Regions from separate parts of the Homo sapiens genome. Here region 1 is linked to region 2. A link is a contact called in ENCODE Hi-C data. All regions are on one chromosome and are shown on one strand. Each heading gives the region's core, a stretch centred on a gene start or an enhancer-like site at or near the end of the contact. The rest is flanking DNA. Distances are from core to core; before and after follow the strand shown.

Region 1 (2,735 bases), core at 79-2,578, 180 kb before region 2:
GTGTTTCTATGAGGAAGAAGGCAGACATGCAAGCTTTCTGCAGCCCACGCTGTACAGAAATAATTAAACAGTTTTTCTTAACCTCTTGAACTTTTCATTTATTATTGCCATCCATTATGTCTACCTTCTCAAATCGCAGAATCCCAAAACTGAGCTCTGGGGTCAAGGGTTTATTGTTTAATGGAGATAGAACATTTTGTAAATTGCACAAAGTCACAATGTTTATAATAGAAGCTTCTGGTGTACTGAATCTTTTCCATTTAACAAACAGTGAGCTTTGACATGTGTTCTTCCTACATAGCAAGAAATCTGGGGTAAGTGCAGTACTGGCATGAATGCATTACCAAATCCTTCCTGTAAACCAAGTGACATCTGCAGTCAAATAAAAACATTCCTTCCACCAAATACCAGGAAATTCTAAAAGTATCACTATTCTTCTAAGGTCATGCTAAAATGAAGTTTTGGCTTTTAGAACACAGAGTAAGGATGAAGAAGGCCAACATTTTTGTCCAATACACATTTGTTGCTACAAGTCCTTGGGGACAACCTCCTGTTTCAAATATGAACATGTGTATGGAGAATTATTCCTAGGATTTAACCTTCAAATGAAAAGTGTAAATATTTTAAGAAAATGTATTAATGTTAAAAAATATTTCTGTTGTCTTTGTTTTTGCTAGAATTTGTACTTTCCAGTCAGGAACGGATTTGCTTGAAACAAAGCAAACATCCTCAAAAATGTACCCAGCCAAAATAACCAATGTATAAATACTTAGGATTAACAAAATATGAATATTCTTCAGTAAAGAAACTTGACCAAGAATTGGAAGTCCTTGGGAAATAACAGAAAAAAAAGTCTTAAACCTAAATTTTTAACCCTTTGTGTTGGAGCTCTAATCAATATATTTAAAGGAAATAAATGTTTGTGCAACATATTCTCCTGCGTTTTTTGGGGGGGACTTAATATAAATTAATGCTAATATAAAACCTTTTGGACTATAAGTGTAGTTACTGAAAACCAATGTAAAAAGTGACATTCCATGAGTGATTACCATAACTATTTTCTTAAGTCTTCACAATTGTCTCACAGCACCGGATATATTTTTGGCTATTTTTTATGAGGTAAAAACACCTATAATACATACATTTTACATTTGTAATGGTTCAGGCAGCTTTCTCTGCAAAATTCTCCATTCCTGAACTTCCCTGGCAATGCTCACTTAATTTTTTTCTCACTGTCTAAGTTTCTAAAAGAATTGTGTAGTATTTAGTGTTTGCCTCAATGGACTCTTGCTTACTGTGGGCCAAGCAAGACCTCGCAGGATTCAGGCTCACCATTGCAAATTGGCCAGCAGGTGTCACTGTGGGTTTGGGTGGTAACCCAACTGACTACAGAAAAGAATGACTGATGAAGGGGAGTAATAAGAAAAGGAGAGAAAGGGAAATACAAAAGCAGGTTCTTAGAGGAAGAGAAAAGTGAATTAAAGATCGCTGATGTTTCCATAGACCTTTTCTCTAGGATTTCAGTGTTCTTTTGTACCACCTCCCTGGTTCTTGTTAGCCCAGATAGGAATTCACTTGCATAAGATCTGTTGATTCTGAGTTAGTCACTAAGGATAACTTCACTAAATAAAATAGCAACAGAGATGAGCAAAGTTGGGAAGAGCTGGATTCCTGCAGCCTGTTCCCGACTACTCAGGCCTTGCCTCTGGGCTTCGTTGCTGTACGTTTTTTTGAACCATAGGCCCCTTTGTTTAACCTCAGAAATGTACAAAGTCTCTCAGCTTTTAAATAGGTCATAGACTTGTGGCCCAGAATAAGATTTTGGCTATCCCTAACCGTTCAGTAGTAAAATAAATCCTACTGTTTCATTACTTAAAGGGGCATCTTGGCCTGGAAAGTTGGTCCTTGTATCTCTCAAAGATTTGGATTGCTCATTTTCAACAAAGCTAGCCTGTTCAAGTCACATCTCTTTCTGAGTGCATGGAATTTCTTAATAAATAAAATTTCAATTTGTAAAATTAACACATATTTCTTGAACACCTGTCAACTTTTAAGAATAGCTGGCCATAAAAACTCTCTGTACAACGAGGAATTCACAGATGGCCTAATTTGAATAACAGGCTATAAATTGATTTCTTTTTTGGCTTGATATGTGAAAACAGCATCCATATTGTTGGTGCAGAGAGCAGGCAGTTTGTTAAAAAAAAAAAAAAAAGGATGCATGACTTGACTTCTCCAAATAAGGCATAACGTGTGTGAAATATCTTAATTGTAGTCAAGTTCTGAAGAAAACAAAGCAGAAAAAGGCTTTAAAGAAAAACAGTAAGTTTTCTACCTTCTGGAGAACCTTTGTGCCACTGTAACAATTTTATTTTTTATTTTTATTTTATTTTATTTTTGAGATGGAGTCTTGCTCTGTCACCCAGGCTGGAGTGCAGTGGCACCATCTCAGTTCACTTCAGCCTCCGCTTCCCCGGCTCAAGTGATTCTCCTGCCTCAGTCTCCTGAGTAGCTGGGATTACAGGCGTGCACCACCATGCCTAGCTAATTTTTGTATTTTTAGTAGAGATGGGGTTTCACCATGTTGGCCAGGATGCACTGTAACACCTTAATGTCTTCTCTGTTCCATCTCACATCATGGACTACCATCACATGATGATGTCATGATACCTCATGGCTGGAGACTGGACCCAGGAGGGTTAGAAACAAAAGCAATTCCTCTGTTATGAACATCC
Region 2 (2,700 bases), core at 62-2,561:
GAAGAACTTAATCTCTAACAATATGGCACTAATTAAGTTCTTAAAACATACTTAGGGAGATGTCGAAGACAAATTAATATACGTAAAAGCTAATAGCAGAATACTAAATATAGTATTCTTTCTTTAGTATAAAACCAATCTATCTTATATATAGTAATATACGAGCAAAAAAACTTCAAAAACGATATGCAATGCACAGCATGATCTAAAACTAGGTGAAGTCAACATGTGGTTGAGGAGATCTTATTTGAAATTTTAAATTTTTTCCCACCAAGCATTATAGCACTTTAATGTTTGAAATAAAGAATACAGTTGGAAAAAAAAATAAAAGGAAATGTTTAGGACCTAGCAGTTAGATAGCAATTGAATTCAAGCCAAGTGTACAGATAGGAGTGTCTGAAATGGCTTTCCCTCTTACGATGATGATATATTTGGAAAGGTCCGGTGGGGTGTTTCTAAGGAAACTTAGCAGTGAAGTCCAAAACCATCATCTCCATCAAAAAAAGGGAGTAGGTCTCTGCGTTATGGGAAGATAAAAAGGGGAAGTGAATTGAATATTACATTAATAACAAAAGTAAACATCTTTGTTTAAAACAACAACAGTCCTGCAGCTATTAAATCTCAGCAGACAGAACCAGACGAGAACAGGACTAACTGCTCAGATAAGACCCTGCCAAGAGTGAAAGTATCAGCAAAAGGAAATGTATGCTAGTCTAAAACTCAATTAATTTCATCAAGGGTATCACTGAAAACAAATTATCATGTCCGATAACACAAAACCCTCACAAGCCAAAGGACACAGATAACACTCAAGTTCAAAGGCTTATAGTTTACTTTGTTTTTAGTAAGCTACATTTTCTCTAAACATAACAGGAATAATTAAAGGATGTTTCCTGTGCTGTTTCTGATATTAATTAAAGCTGTCCAGTGGTACCGATATGAGAACAATAGTGATAGAGCCAGCCAGTTTCATGTGAACTGCTTGTTGCAAATCAACTGAGGAGTTTGCTTTTTGGTATTAGCTCAATCTCACTTGTTCATGTTTGGAGTTACAGCAATGCAAAGTGCGTCCTTTTTCTTGACAATTGCCTTTCTATCTTCTTGTAGTGAGATTAGGAAATGAGCCAAGTGAAAGCTTGGTATCTGCACAAGCACAGATGGACATTGCTCTGTAGGTGGTTGAACTCTTTCCACAGTAGCCATTGGCTGGTGCACATCTGATTACCATTGTTTGGTCGCTCAAATGGGATTGTTTTTACTTTTGCTTTTTGATTTGTTAAAGAAAAATACAGAGTTGAGGAAACAGCTCAGGAATGAAGGCTGTGGCTCTGTGTTCTCACTCCCAAATATGACTCACATCTCTAATGAGGCTTGGGGCCAGTCACTTAACTCCTATGGCTCAATGTCTTTCTCTATAAAAAAAGAAATGGTAGCACCAAATGATCTGCAGTGGTGTTTTTGAAATTATCTAATGAGTGTAAAGGAATCTGAGAAAAAAATAAGGCAAAAGGAAAGATATATATCTTTATCTATAAAAGGGAAATAAAGATTGCTACATGATAAATTGTTGTCAAGGAAGAAAAACATCTCTAAGGGAGAGCTTTAAAAATAGAACAAATTTTTATTTCTCTGGGGTGGTCCTAAAGGATCTGAAGACACATATTGGAACTAGATAGTCTTACCAGGTCTCTTCCAGTCCTATGACTTCATAATGCCAAATCCTGAAAGATTGTCTATGTTATACCTACGAAAATAGACTTATCATTCTAGTCATTAAAGAACAAAAATGTGCCACAGTTCTTCTGTGTTTTACAAATTGAGCAAAACTGCTGAACTATGAAAAAAGTTTTAAATCTCAACTCCTATAGCTCTTACAAACCTCAGGGAAAGTTCTAAAATCTTAACTTATAAAAATGAATTTTAGCAAAGAAAATGGATTACCATATTTCAATTAAAATTCTAAAGGACCCCAAAGGCCTTGAGAAGAAAAGATACAAAAACTGCCTTCAAAAACTGAAAGCAGTAACAACAACAAAAAAAGCCAATAAAAAAATCCCACAATAAAATAATTTAATGAACATATGGATTTTTGCAACTGTTGAAGTTTGCTGCCAATTTTGTAGTTAATATTTCTGAAAGTCAGAATATGCTGATCACTACGTGTTTATAAAAACATTCTCAATAGTAAAGACAAAATATTGCACTTTGGCACATTTACTGAGCACATGGGCAATTATATCAGACTCTTACTTCACTCAAAAAGGAGAGTAAAGTAAAGGAGGAAGCCTCTCTTGTAGTTTTATGTGATCTGTTTCAATACCTTAGGACTCTTGATGTAAGGGCTTTCTGTATGAACAGCTCACCAACATAGAAACAAATGACAATAGTCCTTTAAGTATTTAGTAATTGTAAAAATATTTGGGAAGATAAAAACGTGGGATTTTTTGTGATATTTTCCAATGACAGCTGGAAATATGATTTTTCTTTACTTCAGGAAACTAAAACCTCTGGGATTTTTCAAATGTTTATTTTGGACAAAGACTATGAAAACATTCAGTATTTACCCTAGTGCCATTTGAAGCTCGTGTTTTGGGTCTGAGACGTCGTTTGGGCCTGAGATGTGCTCAGATTTTCATTTCAGTTGATGTAGCTTTGACTTGGAGCAAAACGTTACCTGTCATAGACTCGCACTGTGGAGAA

What was found. A loop is a pair of places that touch in the nucleus more often than their neighbours do. Pooled maps may share reads with other maps.
Region 1: a loop to region 2 is called in a map of endothelial cell of umbilical vein, with 5 times the contacts of the local background. The contact joins two enhancer-like sites. A Hi-C loop is called at or near these places in 2 of 168 maps with a recorded cell type or tissue (GM12878 and endothelial cell of umbilical vein), 6 of 37 single-sample maps with no recorded cell type and 7 of 50 pooled maps.

What each region holds. Positions count from the first base shown.
Region 1 is chr14:53,538,328-53,541,062 of GRCh38, forward strand. All of the region lies in intron 2 of LOC105370504 (a long non-coding RNA gene), which reads left to right. Among named protein-coding and RNA genes, the nearest start is that of LINC02331, 310 kb to the right of the region's middle. Within about 2 kb of position 1,329, at least 3 of the 41 ENCODE cell types and tissues checked have a DNase peak (open chromatin) inside an H3K27ac peak, as active enhancers do.
Region 2 is chr14:53,714,285-53,716,984 of GRCh38, forward strand. The region is part of intron 5 of LINC02331 (long intergenic non-protein coding RNA 2331); the gene reads right to left. The region is part of intron 3 of LOC105370504 (a long non-coding RNA gene); the gene reads left to right. Among named protein-coding and RNA genes, the nearest start is that of LINC02331, 140 kb to the right of the region's middle. Within about 2 kb of position 1,312, at least 3 of the 41 ENCODE cell types and tissues checked have a DNase peak (open chromatin) inside an H3K27ac peak, as active enhancers do.